Linked DNA regions of Mus musculus: region 2 is linked to region 1. Evidence: chromatin loops called from intact Hi-C (ENCODE). Cell type or tissue: gastrocnemius. All regions are shown on one strand. Links, peaks and the distances in the headings refer to the core of each region. The heading gives the core; the rest is flanking DNA. Region 1 overlaps Myh14 (myosin, heavy polypeptide 14). Region 2 holds the start of Izumo2 (IZUMO family member 2).

Region 1 (9,690 bases), core at 1,761-6,760:
CCAGGAGGCAGAGGCAGGCGGGTCTCTGAGTTTGGGGGCAGCCTGGTCAACAGAGTGAGTTTTAGAACAGCCAGACATACACAGAAAAACCCTGTCTCGAACACCCCCATCCCCAACATACACACCAAAAAGATAAAATAAAGAAAAAAGAAAAACGTGTAGTGTTTGCCCCCAATTAAGTAAAGCAAACAGGTAGTGCAGGACAGTGCCGGGTTGGTGAATAGCACCCCCCGGTGGCCACAAGTGGGCGCTGCAGGGCTGGGTGAGCGGGGAGCAGTGCCCCAGTTCCCCAGATTTTCAGAGCTGTGCAGTTTGAGAGTGAGCTGGAGGGTTTTTATAACCAGGACAGAGAGCTTCAGATGTCCAGAGGGAGCCCGTGAACTCTATTTCTGTCTGGATCTCCAGCTACACCGGCACAGGGTAGGAAAACCCCAGGGGAGACCCCGAGGACGCAGACAGCATTGGAGTCTGACTGTGGGCAGTTGTCTCTCCTTTCTTGACAACCAAATCCCAGCACTCAGGATGCAGAGGCAGGTGAATCTCTGTGAGTTCAAGGCCAGCCTGGTCTACAGAGAGAGCTCTAAGATAGCCAGGGCTACACAGAGAAACCCTATCTCGAAAAAAACAAATAAAAAAAAAGGGGGTTGGATGCAAGAGGATTAGGAAGTTCAAGGCCATCCAGAGCTACATATGGCCCAGTCCCAAATAATGAACAAGAAGCGACAGCAAGAATTAGTGATTTTCGGGCTGGCGAGATGGCTCAGCGGGTAAAAGCACTGACTGCTCTTCCAAAGGTCCTGAGTTCAAATCCCAGCAACCACATGGTGGCTCTCAACCACCCATAATGAGATTTGACGCCCTCTTCTGGTGCATCTGAAGCCAGCTACAGTGTACTTACATATAATAATAAATAAATCTTTGGGCCGGAGCAAGCAGAGTTGACCAGAGTGAGCAGGACAGAGGTCTTAAAAATTCAACTCTCAACAACCATATGAAGGCTCACAACCATCGTACAGCTACAGTATATTCACATACATAAAATAAATAAATAAATCTTTTAAAAAAAGAGAATTGGTGATTTTCATTGTTTAACAAAATCAAGGAGGGGGATGTGAAATTGGGTGTGGTGGCACAGATGGTAAACCTCAGCACTTGAGGGGCAGAGGCAGGAAGATCAGGAATTAAAAGGGCCCAATGTAGGGGCTAGGAAGACGGCTCAGTGGCTAAGAGCACTGGCTACTCTTCCAGAAGACCCGTGTTCAATTCTCAGCACCCACACGGCAGCTCACAACTGTCTGTAACTCTAGTTCCAAAGGATCTGACATCCTCATACGGACATGCGTGCAGGCAAAACACTGATGCACATAAAATAAATAAAGTATTTTTAAAAAGAAAAAAAAAGGACCCAAGGCTGGAGGAGGAGAGGTGATTCTCGGGCATGGGTGGGGCTGTCTACCTATCATGGTGGGGTTGTCTTCAGCAGGGTGTTTAAAATGGAGGAAGCCTGGCCATGGTGCTCTGGGCAAAGTGCAGGAGTCTGAGCCCTCCTGGGTGAGAGGCAGAGGTAGGAGGGGACACTCTGGTGAGGACAGAGGACATTGGCCTTGGTGGTACCTGTGTTGTCAGGCATGGTGGCTTGGTCCGTATTGCGCTCTTTCTTCAGGACAATGTTGCCAAACTGGAGGACAGCAGAGACAGTGCGCAGCATGGCTGTGGGGCAGAGAGGATGGTCACAGGGGAACTCTGGTACCTATCTAATCACACTGCAGGAAACCCAAAGTCATGTCCAGTACCCCAGAGCTCAAAGCTCACCTGTGACCCCAGCTAAGCCTTTCAAACTGCAACAGAATCAATACACTCAGCTTTCTGTTTTCAAGCTTTGAAAAGAGAGATAATGTGCACACTATTCAAAATGAACCAAAGGTTGCACTAGGGCAATGGCTCAGTCAGGAAGGTGCTCTCTGAACAAGCACGAGGTCCCAAGTTTGATGTCTTAGCACCCACATAAAAAGCTGGGTCCAGTGGTACACATCTGTAACCCCAGGCCTGAGGAGACAGACAGGACAATCCTGGGAGATCAGTGGCTGGCCAACCAGCCTAGCCAGACAGTCAAGCTCCAGGTTCAGTAAGAGAACCTGTTTCAAAAAATAAGATCACTAGACTTGGCAGAAAGCCCCTTTAACCACGTTCCATCCTGCCAGTCCCACGCCCAACGCTTTACCCGAGTGTTAAGGGTTGGAACCCAGGTTCCCGTGCTCTGCCCACTAAGCCATCTCCTCAGCCCATTGCTGATTCTGACACACAGAGCTTGTGACCAAGGGTATTAAAGTTGATGCCACAGGGAAGTGAGTTGTCTTCCACGTTGGGCACTGGAGCCTCTTTGCTCCAGCAATGTGCTGAGGGTGCACTTTTCACAGCTGGAACTGTCCCATGGTGAAGAGCACTTGCTGTTCAGAGTGCCCACGTCAGGTAGCTCACAACCACCTGGAACTCCAGCTCCAGGGGATCTTACATCCTTTTCTGGACCCCAGAGATATGCATTCAGATGCACATAACACACACATACATGCCCACATACACATGTGCACGTGCAAGCATGCACATACACATACACACACATCTTTTTAAAAAAATCCCAAACTAGGGAACCAAGTAAAACCCAGAGGGACACTTGTCTGAACTGACATGGCTGATTCTGGGACACTTGTCTGAACTGACATGGCTGAGCACCATGCTTGTGTGTTCTTGAAGCCAGATCACACTACTCTGCTCTGTGAGTGGCCACAATTGGGGACTCTGAAAAAAAAAAAAAAAAGACCCTAGAGAGCTAAGATTTCTCTAGAAAATTCCCTGCTAGAGCTGAATACCCAGAATCCCCGGCAACTGGAGGGGACAGCCCCCAGAAAGCTGTGCCAAGCCACCCCACAGTTTGATCTACACATGTGTGTTTCCTGGCTGGTGGGCTCCGTCTCTCTTACACAGGCACCTTACAGGAGTTGGTTCTCTCCTTCTGTCGGGCAGATTTTAGGAACTGAACTCTGGTCTTGAGGCTTGGTAGCAAACTCCTTTAACTGATTGAGCTGTTTCGCTGGGGAACAAAGGACTCTTCTGTCCTTTAAATAAATCTATTCTCATGCCCATTCCTATTTCCTAGGGTTGTGTTGGGTTTCTGTTTGTTTTGTTTTGATTTGGTTTGATTTTTGCACATCTGAGACTAGTTTCATACATCCCATGCTGACCTGGCCCTTTCTGTACAGCTAAGGGTGAGCTTGGACGCCTGCCTTTACTTCCTAGTACTAAGATGACAGAACGTCACTGCCATGCCGGACTTACGAGAATCCAGGACTCCACCAACTAGGTCCTAGCCCCAGCTCCTATATCTCAGGGTTTTGGTAAGGTGTCCAGCCACAGACCTGAGACCTCTAACCACAGTAGGGTTTGGCTTACAAATAGATCTAGGGAGAAAGTACTTAGATTTCGCAAACGCCTTGGCTGTGATCACCCAGTGCACTGTTTGTCATTGGGAATGTTAGGTGCATGCCAGGCTGTCCAGGCTGTGGATTAGGGATGGCATACTTGGCATGCCCCAGGGACGGCCAGGGCTGCAGCCACCTACCATGCCTGGCCAGCGAGGTTTCCACTCCAACCCAGCCTTGCAGACCATGAATCCTCTGCAGACAGGTGTCCAGAGAGCTGGCCTGCCCCAGCAGCAGCAGCCCCAGCAGCAGCAGCTCCAGCCACCCATGGGAGCCATGAGTCCCCAAGCTTAGCAAATGAACATGAATCGCAATCACATGCCTTCACAGTTCAGAGACATCTTAAGATGTCAGATGATGCAACCGCAAGGAGCAGGGCCAGGAATTGGCCCTGGAATGGCCAACCACAACAAGCTTCAGCATCCCCAAGAAACTGGCTATCCATCCCAGCAGCGGCGGCGGTGGCATCCTCGAATGCAGCAAGGAAATATGGGACAAATGGGTCAGCTTCCCCAGGCTCTAGGGGCTGAGGCAGGAGCCAGTCTACAGGCCTATCAGCAGCAACTTCTTCAACAACAGATGGGGTCTCCTGCTCAGTCCAAACCCTGAGTCCAGAGCAGCATATACTCCCAAATCAGGCACAGTTCCCACACCGGCAAAGTCAACAAATCCTCTCCAATGAAGTGCGCTCTCCGGAGCCTGTCCCTTCTCCGACCACAGTCTCAGCCCTACCCCACCCCCCATTCTAGCCCATCTCCGAGGATGCAGCCTCAGCCTTCTTCACACCATGTTTCTCCACAGACCAGTTCCCCACATCCTGGACTGGCAGCTGCCCAGGCTGCCAACCCCATGGAACGAGGGCATTTTGCCAGCCCAGCCCAGAATTCAATGCGTTCACAGGTCGCCAGCAATCCAGGCACGGCAAACCTCCGCGGGGCAAGTGCCTCGCCACGGCCCTGGGACTGAGCAGCGATAATGCAGACTTGAATTCAAACCTCTCACAAGTACACTAAACACACACGAGCGACACCCTGTAGTATTTTGGGAGCAAAAGATTATTTTCTCTAAACAAGACTTTTTGTACTGAAAACAATTTTTTAAAAATCTTTCTTAGCCTAAAAGACCCATTTATTTTCCTTGGGACATGTAAGAACTGTGCAATAGCCATTTATGGTTTAAAGCAAACATGCCAGATGAACCTGAGGGATGACAGATAGAAAAGAACATATTTTTGCTATGGCTGGTTACCCCAGCTCTTTTTCCCCTTGTGTGTGTGGTTCAAGTGCGCACTGGGAGGCATCTGAGGTCTGAAGCCAACCATATGCTCCTGCCTTGCCCCTCCGATAGGGTTTGTTAATTTTTTTTTAATTAATGAAAATATGTAATATTAATAGCTGACGTTTTTGCTTATTTCCTCACTTTATGAAAGAATTTTTTTAAAAAAAAGAACATTTCTAAAACCAGAGGACAAAAGGGGTTAATGTTACATAAAATTATACACACACACACACACACACACATATATACATGCATACACACATACACATATATATACATACATATATATATATATATATATATATATATATATACCAATTTTTTTCTCTGGGTGCAAAAATGTTCATTCTTTTAAAAACATTAAAAAAATAAAAATAAAAAGCCTCCTTTTTCCACCCCTCAAGTCAACTTTTGTGCTCCAGAAAATTTTCTATTCCATAAGTCTAAGGGTAAAACTTCAAGTATTAAGATAATTTGTACATGTAGAGAAAAAAAATGACTTTTTCATAACATACAGGGGCAGCTGCCAAGTTGATGTATTATAATATTGTGGTTTCTGTTTCCTGAGAGAATTTTTTTGTTATTTTTACATCTAACAAAGGGGTAAAAAATCAAAAAAGAGGGTAAGAAATGACTCCTGGGTGATTTTAACATGCAAATGTCTGCGGTCTCTTCGCTCGCTTTTACTGTGCCCACACACGAACACTTTTTGTAAAACTTGAAAATAGAAAGCAAAAACCCTCAACTGTTGTAAATCATGCAATTAAGGTTGATTACTTACAACTATGAACTTTGGATCACTGTGTAGACTGTTAAATTTGATTTCTTATTACCTATTGTGTGAGACAGACCAAAAAAAAAAGAATGCCAGGGGCTTAAAGAACAGAGGTTGTGCTGCCCCCTTGAGGACACCCGGGGCACTGTGGAGGAGCAGCTCAGCCTGTGTCTAGGGACTATCACCATCCGTGTCACTACTTATCACGGGAGTGTTTTCTATGTGGAGGGGGGTAAACACTGTGTGACCTGGGAAACTGTTGCTATTTTTTCCTTTATTTTTAATTTATGTTGTATAGATTATCTGTGCATCATGTGCACACAATTCCCACAGAGGCAGAGCCCCTGGGACTGGAGTTACAGATGGTTGTGAGCCACCATGTGGATGCTGGGTATCAAACCTGAGCCTTCTGAAAGGGCAGCCAGTGATCCTAAGGGCTGAGCCATCTCTCAGCCCCTGCAGCTGGTTTAACTCAGAGTTCTACCAAAACTTGAGACATTCTGTCCTCTGAGCGCAGGGGTCAACGACAGGCTGTGGCAGCTGTGTTTGTGTCTGTTGTCTCCATGGCACCGTTAAGGAGCAACACCGCGTGCACTGTTCCCACCCCGGCCGCTCCGTCTCCGATGTTTACGCAGTCAACAGACACAGAGTATTTTTCTTTTCCCTGTACCACATCCAATCCAAGCACCTGACCTTCAGCTACAGCTCCAGGAGGTGGACCCAGCTACCTATGATCCCAAGGTGACAGATGGAGAAACTGAGGCAGGTAACTCACAAACTCAGGATCACTCATTCCATAAGCTGGCAGAGGTAGGGTTCCAGCTGAAGTTATGCGAGCTTTCCTGTCAGCCACACAGTAAACGGGAACATGTAAAGACCTGCACACAGCACAGCAAGAGGAACTGGGATCACACTTGTGTGCACACGCACAAGCACCCTCGCACAAGTACACACTCAGTCACTGTGACGGTGCACGCTTATCATCCCAGCAATCAGGAGATGGAAGCAGGAGGATTGTTGTTCAAGACCAGCCTGGACAACAGACTCTGTCTCAACAACAAAAAGCAATCCAAGGTAGGTGACATGGTTCGGCTGGAGAAGGGGCTTGCCACCAAGCCTGAGTGCGTGAGCTCATTTTCCAGCACCTGCAGTGTAGAAGGAGAGAAACAACTTCCCAAAGCTGTCCCCACCTCCAAGTACATATGCATGCATATGTTAGTGCTAAAGAAATAAATGTGGAAAAGAAGAAAACAACAACAACAACAACAACAAAAACCCCAGATATTTAAACATAAGCCCGGTATTCAGAGATAGAATTTGCTGAATGGAGGCTGGAGAGATGGCTCAGTGGCTAAGAGGACTGGCTGCCACCCTTATAGGGGACCAGGGTTCAAATTTCACTACCCACATGGTGACTCACAATTCCAGGCGAACTGGCATCCTTGGGCACACACATGCAGGCAAACCATCCATACAAATACGATAAATAAATCAAAGACGTAAAAAAAAAAAAAAAATTGCTGAGTCTCAGTCTGGTCCTTAGCTTCCCCAGCGGGGGCAGTGGGAAGGGGCTGGACTCACTGGTCTCTCATTTGACACTCTTAGAGTGAGGGGTAGGGCAGAGACAGGAGTTTCAGGAACGCTGAGAGCTCTGCAGCTGACAGGAGCCACTTCAGACAAGATCCTGGGTCCCGGAGCTGAGGCCTGGAGTGCTAAGAGCGCGAGACAGAGATCACTGCTGCTCAATGAGTGCTGGAAAGGCCTGTGTTAGGCAGCTGACACTCTGGGGGCCTCCCAGGACCAAGGCTGGGAGATCCGTCTGTACAACTGGCAAAAATGGGGTGCCATTGGGATCAGGCGGAGCAGGGTTGGGCACCAAGCTCAGCTAACCTGGGGGTGACAGCCAGGTCTGCAGAAAACGGGGCCTGAGTTCACCTCTGTGGCGGAAGCGCAGCTGTGGGTCTTTGTGGTTGCCCCATCCATTGTGGGTAAAAATAAATACAACAGAATAATTTATAGTCAGTGTGTGGTCACTCTGACCCTGAGTTGACCCTGTGATCAACTCCAGGGGCCGCCTCCAAAATGAAATGCAGCTGAGTACAGTGGTTCATATCTGTAGTTCCAAAAATTGGAAGGCTGAGGCAAGAGGACTGTCATGAGTTCAAGATTCTTTTTTTTTTGTTTGTTTGTTTGTTTTGTTTGTTTGTTTGGTTGGTTTTTTTGTTTTTGTTTTTTCGAGACAGGGTTTCTCTGTATAGCTGGGGCTGTCCTGGAACTCACTTTGTAGACCAGGCTGGCCTCGAACTCAGAAATCCGCCTGCCTCTGCCTCCTGAGTGCTGGTATTAAAGGTGCACGCCACCACGCCTGGCTCATGAGTTCAAGATTCTTACTCATAGGAGAGACTCTCAGGTTCCCTGTGCCTGCTAACTGTTCAGCTTCCCAGCCTGGCATTCACAGTACCAAGGGTTAGCAGAGAAAGATACAAAGTGAGGTGACAGACACACAGAGGTCCTCTCTTGTTGGGTCCCAAATGCTGTCTGCCCCAGGCTGCCTTCGGGCACGTCCATCTGCATTTCTGGCTGAGGGTTATGGGGTCCACCACCTCTCTGCCATCTCCTGAGGGGAGATGGGACCCAGGCAAGACTTCCTGACCTTTTGTCTCATCTTTGATATGAAACAGAGTCTATGCAAAGATGTTGGGCTCTAGACCATACAAGTGGAGCACAAGGAGGCTGTCACATGATCCCATCTGCCTGCCACTCCAACAAAAATATACAAAACTTCTTAGATGGAGGGCACGCAAGCCCAGAGCTAAGAAGTGGAGAACTGGCGCCACCTTGTGGATGGTGGCGAGGTAGGTCCTCTGCAGCCAAAACCAACCAAGGTGTGTTAGGGTATGGCTGTTTTAGGGTATGCTTGGAATCTCCCAGTGAAGGGCTGAGTTCGCTGCTCAGTGATAGTGCACCTGCCCATCAGTCACATCTCAGCACCAAAATAAATTAATGAGTTAAGTTAAATGTGTATGGGTGGACACTGAAAGTCTAGAGCCAGGCTCTGGAGTCTTGGGATGAAGATGACCACACATGGTCCTCTCTGGAAGGTGTTAGTGTAGCTGAAGTTGTGGTGGCCCAAAAATCAGGCTGAAAGCACATTCAAACTCTGAAAATTGAGTACTGAACCCGGTACACACAGGCTCCCAATAGGAGGGTACCATGGGCCATCTGGTATCAAGAGGCTGGGCTGATGATCATGGCCAGGTTCTGTATTGCTAGTTGCCTGGTGGGAAAGACTAGCAGTCCGGGGAATTACAAAACCATAGTTAAGAAATCTAGCCATGGCTGTAGGTGTGGCCATGAGTGGGTACACTGAGGTACATTGAGGTGCTCAGCACTCTAGATTGAGCCCTGAAGGCAACATGAGCTCCCGAGGAGAATCAAATTGTGAGGTGGAGCCCAGCTGATGCACATACACCTAGAGGTCTCTGTCTGAGAGCCCAGTGCACCCAAAAAGGAAGATACCAAAACCTCTCAAAAGATGCTGTGGTCCAGCTGGGTAAAGGGGCCAGTGCTTGCCATCGTCATACTCTGGAGGCTGAGAAAGGAAAACTGCTATAAGCTTGGGGCTTTCCTTAGCTACACAGCCAGATCCTGGCCAGTCTGGGCTCCAGTATGAGACTCTTTCTAAAACAAACAAAATCATCACCATCACCATCATCATAATCGAAAGGATTGTAAATGTAGTTCAGTTGGTGGAGAACCTGACTAGCAATGCGTGAGGTTCTAGGTTCCATCCCCAACACCACATAAACCAGGCATGGTGCACACCTGTCACGCCAGCACTCAGGAGGTAGGAACGGAGGCAGGAGAATTAGGAATTCAAGTGATCCTTGGTGACATAGGGAGTTTATGGGCAGCAAGTGGCCCTGTCTCAGTTTCTGATCTACTTTGCTTTCTGCTGCTGTGGTGAGACCTTCTAACCAAAAGCACCTTAGCGGGAGAAAGGGTTTACTTGGCACACACTTCCAGGGCTCAGTTCATCACTGAGGTGAGGGCAGAAACTCAAACAGGAAAAGGAACAAAAACCATAGATAAATGCTGCTTAATGCTTTGCTCTCCAGCTCGAAACACCTACCTAGGAGTGGCACCACCCACAATGGACTG
Region 2 (9,690 bases), core at 1,603-6,602, 58 kb after region 1:
ACGAGGGTCCCTGGACTGTAGCCAGAGGAGACACGAGGGTCCCTGGACCTTGTTCCTTTCAGCCCAGCTGGGAAAGCATGAGGTTCAGGTTCAGGGAGGGCTCCTGCCTCAAGGAACAGACAGAGTCTCAGAGGGTATCAGGTTCTTCATGCCTTTGCACACACACATAGGTATAAGGACCCCACACAGATACACACAGGAGCCCATACATTCACAAACACAAACGTGAATAAGTAAATGCATGTTTCTTCTGTAAAGTTGAACGCACTGATTGGGAGGAGAGGGCAACTGCAGAGATGGCTTCGTGGTTAGAAGCACACACTACAAAAATCCTGGTTGCAATTTCCAGCACCCATGTTGGGCAGTCCATAAACCATCTGTAACTACAATATCAAGGGATCCCACATCTTCTTCTGGTCTCCATGGGCACCTGCAGACAGCTGTCAGGCACACATACACACACGTATGTGGCTAAAATTCCTTCCCAGAAGTATAATGTCAGCAGGGTCTTCCTTCCTTCCTAAGCTTGCAATGATAAACTGAAGCACGGCTTCTCTGAGGTCACTCTGCTCAACCTTGGTTTTCCTTACAAAGCGTAGGTAAGGAGTTACCTCTAGGGATGGGGTGCACCTCTTCAAACAGGCTGCACCTGACTTACCCAGTGAGGATGAGAGCTGTCCCACAGCTCCATAAATGGAGCTTCCCCAAACCCTCACCTGTGTATACCCTCTTGCTGCTCCCCGGGGTCACACACAGCGAAGGCAGCACTGCACAGGACTGGTAAGAGGCTGCTGGGCACTCAGGCCCAGGGGCTCCAAACCTTCCCCACCCTGCCACAATGAGTCAGCAAGCCCGGTGTCCCCATCCTTTTGCAAGGGGCTACGGCTGAACTCTCCAAGTGGCAGCTGTTTGGTTTAAACAGACAGTCACACACAAAACCATAAATAAAGTTTGTTTTAAAAAATTACAGGGGACAGAAAGAATCCTGGAAGGTAACTTTATCCACAAAACAAACAAACAAACAAACAAACAAACAAATCCTCCCACTGGGCCAGGGAAGTGCGGTACACTGCATATAGTTAGTGTGCAGTGTGCATATGAGTGATGCACACTGGTAAGGGGTGGTACATTGCATATGATCTAGCGATGGCCCTCTGAACAGCTTTAGGACCAGGGAGGTCTGGCTTTGTTTTTTATTTACTTTGAAGAACTGGGACTTAGAGCCTCACACCAGCTTAAAAAAGAAACACTCTACCACTGAACCACGTTCCAGTCCCTCACTGGGGGATTCTAGGCAGGGGCTCTACCACTGAGCCATGCCCCCAACCCCTCACTAGTAGATTCTAGGTACAGAAATGGCCATCTTTCTGCCCCAGCCTCCTTGATGCTGGGGTTTAGCTCAGTGTGGGAAATCCTTCAGCCTTCTTTATTGAAATGTAAAATCCTAGGGTGTGATAGCAAATGATATTTAATTCATCTATGTTTTACTAAGTCACTCTTTACTGATGTGGCTAACATCAGAGAAACCAAAGCAATTCTGGGCCTCATACCCGGATCTGAGAGCTCTGGGTTTAGAAGCTGAGCAAGCCCGGCTTTGTGGCCGTTGTGCAGCTCACTGTCCTAAAGAGGGACTTTGACGATGGAAGAGGAGAAGCATGCGCAAGCCAACAGGCTGGCGTCTATCTCAGACAGTGGTCTCAATCTTGCTAGTCTGCTGGATAATCCTGGACCTGATAAGTGCAGGCTGCAGGGAGCCACAGCTCGCTAGCACAGGTCAGGGAGAGAATTTAACTAGTGTGATCGCACTCTACTGGTGACATGGCACAATGACACCCTGGGTGTCCTCCATCATTCCTAAGCTATCCCAATCACATGTAATTCAATTCAGCTGCTCAGGCTAAGCCAGCCATGTCTGTGTGTGTGTGGGGGGGGGGGGGGGGGAGGCGGTGTGATTGGCTGCTATGTATACAAATGCTAAACTCTGAACCCCAAGATCTGGTTGCCATCCAGACAAAAGAATTCTCACATATGCCAGCCTTTGTTATGTAAAACTTGCTCCCCCAACTAAAAGTTAATTGGTTAATAAAAGGCTAGGGACGGAACTATGATTGGGCAGTGGAGAAAGAAAAGTGGGACTTGAGGATGGAGTGAGTGGGGGGTCTCAGGAGAGACCATTGGGAGATGCAGAGAACGAGGTCTCTATTAGAGGGGATGGACCAAGAGACCTGACAGACTGAGGGAGCAAAGCAGTCAGGGTGAGACTGAAAACACCAAGTAACAAGGGGCACATGGTTTGAATACAGAAGAGAATAGAATTGAAGATGCCCAATCTGGGCTTGTAAATAAAATACAGGTTTGTGTGTCTTTTACACAGGCTGGCTAGAATATATAATTTTACAGTTTACAATATTATAGCAGCTACACCTGTAACTTCAGACTGTTTGCTAGCCACCTTAGTGTTAGGTTTGGGGTGGAAGCCAAGAAAACATGTTGCGTTGTAGCTTTATTACCCCACCATTGCTCTGGGAACAGGCCGCACTACCAACCCCCACACAGTTTCCCTTGAATCCACGGATAAATGACACAGACACACAGTTGTTCAATTTCAACTCGCCTTTTGACACAATGGCTGGGCTATGATAGTAGGTTTTTCCTGCCTGGAAAAGCTTGCCCTTATCAATATTCTTATCTCTGCACCTCCCAACTGACCTAACTTTAGTTGGTCTGTTGAACCTAGTCCCTGCTAAACATCCCTGACCACTTGTCTGTAGGAGCGGCCTGTGTGGCTACTCTGTTTCGAGATCTCACATAGTTGGTCAACTTTTCTTCATCAGAAGCATGGCGAAGAATTCTGTCTCTCCTCCCTTGCCTCCAGGGGCCCGGAAGCCCCGCCTATCCCTCTCGTCCAGCAATTGACCCATAGCTTCTTTACAGACATATCAAGAACCAATTGGTGAACAGGACCTCGGCATCAGAACCACCCCCTACAAGAACTCACTTCAGAGATGGAAACTTAAAAAGTAAAGTTTTATTTTCTGAGTGCTCAGGGAGGCAACCCGTTTGGGATCTGTACTGCATCCCCAGGGGAGACAGACGTGTAACATTTTTATAGGATGGGAACAAAAAGGGAGGGGGAGCAGGGTGGTCTGTTGCATTGACCAATCATATTTTCACAAAAGGGGGTTGGGCTTTATCCAGGTCACCTGGTTTCAGGGTCCTTGATTCAGCTTTTGTGACCAGGTCCCCTCCTGGACTCTGACCTGGAAGGTTAGAATGATATGGGAACAAAGGAGTGGGCATGCCGCACGTAGTCGGTTACATCAAGACGGGCAGCACATTTGACTTGTGTGACTTAGTTTAGATAACAGAATAAGAGCATCTTCCCTCTTTGCATCCCGTAGTGGTTAGCAGACAAGTATGAAACACCCAAAGAAGGACAGGAGTTGGGCTCCAGGCACTGGGGACATAAACTCAGTTTTGAGTCTGCCAGCAAGATGGATGGAACTTGTTTCCAAGATGTCTGGACTCAGGAAACTGTCCCTAACATTAGAAAAAGAAAACAAGCCTGGGGCTGGTGAGATGGCTCAGTGGGTAAGAGCACCCGACTGCTCTTCCGAAGGTCCTGAGTTCAAATCCCAGCAACCACATGGTGGCTCACAACCATCCCTAACGAGATCTGACTCCCTCTTCTGGTGTGTCTGAAGACAGCTACAGTATACTTACATATAATAATAAATCTTAAAAAAAAAAAAAAAAAGAACCAGTTTCCTGTTTAAAAAAAAAAAAAAAAAAAAGAAAGAAAGAAAACAAGCCTGGTGCAGAAAATGTCTGTCAACTCAGCCCTTGGGACACAGAGGCAAGAGAGTTGTTTCATGCCAGCTTGAGCTGTGTAGTGAGTTCCAGGCAAGTCAGGGTTGCAGGGTGAAACCCTATTTCAAGTGAAAGGGGTTTGGACAAGATGGTTCAGTGGACCACCAAGACTCTGGCCACCAAGACTCAGGAGCTGAACTTGATCCCCGGGACCCAGATGGAAGGAGGGGACGGGCTTCCCAGATTTTCCCTTTGACCTCCACGGGCATACCTGCTAACACAAAAAATAGACAAATGTCATTTTTAAAGAAAGATAAAGCATTTCCTAGGGACATGGCTTCCCTACATGGACTACTCTGGTAGAAGATCCAGGTTTAATTTCCAGTATCCACATGGCAATTCAAAAATCAACTGTAATTCCAGGTCTGGGTATCTGGCGCCCTCTATTGGCATCTGTGGGCATTGCGTGCATATGGTATATAAGCATACATGCAACTATACACTCATACACATAAAAATACATAAAAGTTTTACAGTTGGGTATGGTAGTGCACAGCTTAAATCATAGCACTCAGGGGGCAAAAGCAGGTGGATCTCTGTGAGTTTGAGGACATCCTGGTCTACACAGTGAGTTCCAGGACACCAAAGGCCACATATTGAGACCCAGTCTCGAAAAAGATAAGATAGATAAATAATAAATAAAAAAATAACACTTGTGAAAAGTATTTATTCTCTCTTTCTCTCTCTCTCTCTCTCTCTCTCTCTCTCTCTTCAGGTACTGTTTCTCTGTGTAGTTTTCTTGCTGTCCTAGAACTCACTCAGAAAACCAAGCTGGCTTCAAACTTAAAAAAAAATTCTTAAAACAAATTTATAACATGACTTTATTAGCCCACCATCTCCCAAATAATGACACAGAGACCTTTTATATTTTTATGAAAGCTTTAGGCCTTCGCTTGGCAGACTCTCAACTAGGTCACTGAGTGAACCTAGCCATCGAAGTAAACCCACTCTGTGGCCTGTTAGATACTTCTCCTTCAGTTGGTCCGGCACCTGCTTCATTCTCCACATCTGGCTGGCAAATCTCTCCTCCATGTCTCACTCACGAACCTCTTCCCTCAAACTCTTTCCCAGAGTTCCTATCTCTGCCAGGAAGTCCTGCCTATCCTTTCCTTTCCTGCTTTGCTATAGGCTGTACAGCTTTTTATTAAACCAATCAGAGAATGCCTTAGACGGGCAAGGACAGACAGAGAAATATCTTCACACAGTGTACAAAAAGATTCTCATAACACAAATGTCTTTAAACAAATAAAATAAAAAAATAGGACTCCAGCTCCAGGAGGTATTGTGCCCTCTATTGACCTCTTTGGATACTGCATGCAGGTGGTGCACATAAAGTAACAAAAGTACTTACTTTTAGCAGTGCAGAGCATGCCTTTGATCTGAGCAATTAGGAGGCAGAAGCGGGCTCTCTTCTATGAGTTCTAAGTTTGAGGCCATCTTGGTCTACAGAGTGAGTTTCAGGACAGCCAAAAGTACACAGAGAAACAATGTCAAGAAAGAAAGAAAGAAAGAAAGAAAGAAAGAAAGAAAGAAAGAGGGAGAGAGAGAGAACGAAAGAGAGAGAAAGAGGGAGGGAGGGAGGGAGGAAGGAAGGAAGGAAGGAAGGAAGGAAGGAAGGAAGGAAGGAAAGAAGGTATAAATAAAAATGAGTAGTTTTCCGGGCGTGGTGGCACACACCTTTAATCCCAGCATTTGGGAGGCAGAGGCAGGCGGGTCTCTGAGTTCGAGGCCAGCCTGGTCTACAGAGTGAGTTCCAGGACAGCCAAGGCTACACAGAGAAACCCTGTCTCGAAAAAAAAAAAAAAAAAGCAAAACAAAACAAAAATGAGTAGTTTTTAAAACTCAAACATGTAACATTAGTTCTCAGAATTACTTAAATATGTCCTGTTCGAAACATTGCTATTGCAATCATTAGGTGCACACAGTAGCCAGCAGAGGGATTGTCATAGCTACTTTGTTGCCTTTGAGTCAACAGTTCTCTGTGTTCTCAGGACAGGATGTCAGGATGTCACTGCACTGTCATGAAAACTTGTAACATTCTCACTTGAAGTAGATTCACATATTCCAAGTGTCCTAAACCAAGTTTTATAACACAGAATTTAAATCTACTTTTTTAAAAAAATTATTTTTAAGACTGGGCAGTGGTGACACATGCCTTAAATCCTAGTACTTGGGAGGCAGAGGCAAGCAGGTCTCTGAGTTCAAGGCCAGCCTGGTCTACAGACCTAGTTCCAGAACAGCCAAGGCTATACAGAGAAACCTTGTCTCAAAAAGACCAAAAAAAATATTTTTTAAAAAAATTATGAGTAGATGCACATGGATGTAGTGCCCAGAAAAACCAGAAGAGGGCATCAGACCCCTGCAACTAGAGCTGCCATGTGGTGCTGGGAACCAAATTCAGATTCCTATGCAAGAACATCTATTGCTTTTTTTTAATCCTCTCATATATTACATCCAGACTACAGTTTCCCCTCCCTTCTGTCAGTCCTCCACACCACCACCCCTTCTCCCACAGATCCACTCCTCCTCTGTTTTCCTTCAGAAAAGGGCAAGCCTCCCAGGGACATCAACTAATCTTAGCATATCACGTTTTGATAAGACTAGACACTCTCCTAAGGTCCTAAAAGCAGGCAAAGGAGTCAGGCTCCCAGCTGGTGCTATTAACCACACTCAGTGCTAAGCACTTTTTAAATTACATGTTTATTGGGGGAGGAGCACGTGCCATGGTGAATGTGTGTTCAGAGAATCACATTGGAGAGTCAATTCTGCCCTTCCACAGTGTGGGTCCTGGGAATCGAACTCAGGTCCTCATGCTTAAGTGTTGTAAATCAGGTGGCTCCCTCAGCCTGACTTTTAGCCACTCAGCTCCAGCAGCTTAAGTCATCACCTGCCCCTCTGCCAGGGGCAGCCCATCTCCTCTGTTGCTACAAGCTGCTTACTGCTTACGTTTCAGTGGGATGTGCACACCCTTTGAAAGGTCTCTCTCAGCATCATGTCTCTCTCTGTGTCTCTTCTCTGTTTCCCAGTCTCTCTGTCTCTCAGTCTCTGTCTCTCTCTGTCTCTCTGTCTCTCTGTCAGTCTGTCTGAATCTCTCTGTCCAACTTCTAGAGATCCCTTCCCTCCCCCACTCACCCATAATAGCATTCTTGCCTTAGATCTACTGTGTGGTGTGATCTCTTAGTGGCACAGCTTGTCCCAGACCTTTCTCTGCTTAGCCTAACATTGAAGACCTGCTGAGCCATCGCACTGGCTCCTTGAACTTTTAAAATTGGACTTACAATTAGATAATCACCACTATCAGGAGGTTGAGACCGGAGGATTGGGAGTTCAATGTCATCCTTCGATAAATATAAAGTTCAAGGCCAGCCTGGGCTGTGTGACACACTCTTAGAAGAGAAATAGGGAGAGGGAGGGCTGGAGAAAGGAAGAAGAGAAAGAGAAACCGGGTGTGGACCTGGGAGTATTTGGGGCGATGAATAGGATCAAAATGCATTGTATGTGTCTGTGAAATTCTCAAAAATTATTTTTTTAAAAAACTATTCTTCCAGTCATGGTGGCGCACGCCTTTAATCCCAGCACTCGGGAGACAGGCAGATTTCTGAGTTCGAGGCCAGTCTGGTCTACAGAGTGAGTTCCAGGACAGCCAGGGCTATACAGAGAAACCCTGTCTCAAAAAAAAAAAAAAAAAAAAAACCTATTCCAAGACAAGGTCTTATTATGTAGCTCTGGCTGTCCTAGCATTCACTAATATTGAAAGAACCTAGTGGGGAAACCCCCACTCAACTCCCGATTCTGTGTGCACCCAAGAATCACCAACAGAACACAACACCTTGATGTAACAACACGAGGTATTTTAATGGCGGAGCGTCGGGTCGAAACGTATCTCACACAGGAGACAGTGGATTCGACCACGAGGCTTGGAAGCTAGGGGTTTTTATAGAAAAGGAGTGGGGCTGGGGGAGGAATTGGCACGGTTTCACATGATTGGTCCATTTAAACATCAGCAGCCTGTTAACATTTAACTTAGGTCAGAGGGGTGGGAGATAGGGAGGGGACGGGCCTGTCCCGGCATGTCCTGGTCTGTTCTGCTATGTTCTCAGCCCCAGGTTTCAAAGCTCACAAACAACTCTTTGGGCTATTTGACATACATTACATGAATCACAGGTCTCAAGTTTTATTTCCTTTCAATATAGACCAGGCTGGCCTAGAACTAACAGAGATCTGCCTGTCTCTGCCTCCAGAGTGCTGGGATTAAAGACGTACCTGGCTTCGAAAATTAGTAAGATGTTGTAAGAGAGAAAGAGGAAAAAAGAAAGAAACGTGAGGAAGAAGGAAAGCAAGAAAGTCTGTTGAATTAGTAAATTTAGCCTACAGTAAGGCAGGACACTTCAGTCTTTCTCAGCCAGGCTTTAGGGGTTGGAGGAGGGCAGGGTGGGGGTGGAGGGGGTGGGGGTGGGGGATGGGGGTTAGAACAGCACCCAACAGGTGTTCAATAAATATGTTAACTACCTGGATTCCAGAGCTACACTCGGAGTGTTCTGAGGTCGCCCCTGTGAGGTCACAAAGTCCCCACCATGCCTTTGGCCTTGGCCCTGGTGCTTTTGTGTGGCCTGGGCGGCCCCGGGGCATGGGGCTGCCTGCAGTGCGACCAGTCAGTGCTACTGGAGCTCAGGCAGTTGCGTGATGCCATCGTCACCAAGCGCTTCCATCTGGAAGGGCTGCAGGCGCGCGCGCAGGCCCTGCTGTTGAGCATGGAGGGGCCTTTCTTCAGGGACTATGCAATGAACGCTTTCGTGGGGAAAGTGGGTGTGTACTTGGGTGCGTAGGGAAGAGGCCCGGGGAGCTGTGGGCCTTCTGACCTGACAGGGCCTCCCTTCTGGTCTGCAGTCGTGGATCAACTGGAAAAAGTGGCGACATCCTTCAAGAACCAAGCCCAGTATATAAAGGCTAACTCTAAGACAGGTGGGAGACCCTTGAGCCACCCCCTGGCCTTCCTTTCTGCATCCGAGCTTCTCCTCTGGGCGGGCATGTGTCCTTTGCTGTGACAGCTAGGCAGAATTTTGAGAAAGGGTTGAGAGGGAGAAAAGCTGAGGTTCAAAGAAGTCAGGTGACCTGTCCAAAGTCACACAGAGTTGACGATGTATGCGGGACACTCCCATCTCTATAATGCCCATCACTAGGTGTGGCCAGCCACACACTTCTGTCTTCTTGTGTTTCTCAAACACTGTGATTTTTATAAACGGGGTGTTTTTGGCATTGTCTTGCTGAAAGACTACATTTCCCAGCTTTCTTTGCAGACTACAGCAATCATTTCAATGGGATAAGGGGTGACTTCTTCCTCTGGAGGCATTCTGGCCATCTACTTCTTTGCGGTGAATAAGCACGGTCCCATCTAAGGTTGGACCAAGCCTTTCTTTCTGTCTCTCTACAGCTGTCTTTTAAAAAAATATAATAATCTAACATTTGTAATAACCTTCCACCAGTGAGTAAACCCGTGGCCTGTCATCCTAGTAACTCAGGAAGCTGAGGCAAGAGGACCATGACTTTGAATCCCTCTAATTAGTTAGAGTTCAAAGCCAGCCTCAAAGCTCTAGGTGCCAGGATTCACGGGAACCAGCCGTTATTCAAGCACAAACAAGTCTGCACACACATTTTGAGTCTCAAACACTTGGGAGCCTTCCAGAATTCAGACTCTTTCTGGACAGTCAGGTCATTTTTGCAAAGAACCGAAATGAAAACCTCTAAAATCTGGAGCACTTAAAAATTCTTAAAATTTTATGTGTATAAGTGTTTTGGGGTTTTGGGGTTTGTTTTTTTTGT

The links. A loop is a pair of places that touch in the nucleus more often than their neighbours do. Peaks named below come from ENCODE experiments on the same cell type or tissue, not always from the same donor. Only the 100,000 strongest peaks of a DNase experiment are listed, where the experiment ranks them.
Region 2: a loop joins it to region 1, with 6 times the contacts of the local background. A loop is called at or near these places in 10 of 42 quality-filtered maps.

What each region holds. Positions count from the first base shown.
Region 1 is chr7:44,641,850-44,651,539 of GRCm38, forward strand. It overlaps Myh14 (myosin, heavy polypeptide 14), which reads right to left. Exons shown (of 42, transcript NM_001271540.1): 11 at 1,615-1,710. It also overlaps the pseudogene Gm18256. Among named protein-coding and RNA genes, the nearest start is that of 2310016G11Rik, 22 kb to the right of the region's middle. In gastrocnemius, for the core only: a CTCF peak has its summit at 5,671 (motif pointing left); DNase peaks (open chromatin) are centred at 4,328 and 5,661.
Region 2 is chr7:44,700,299-44,709,988 of GRCm38, forward strand. It overlaps Izumo2 (IZUMO family member 2), which reads left to right and starts at 8,432. Exons shown (of 7, transcript NM_001368390.1): 1 at 8,432-8,676; 2 at 8,758-8,832. The coding sequence starts at 8,445. In gastrocnemius, for the core only: CTCF peaks have their summits at 1,803 and 4,257 (motif pointing left); DNase peaks (open chromatin) are centred at 1,779 and 4,256.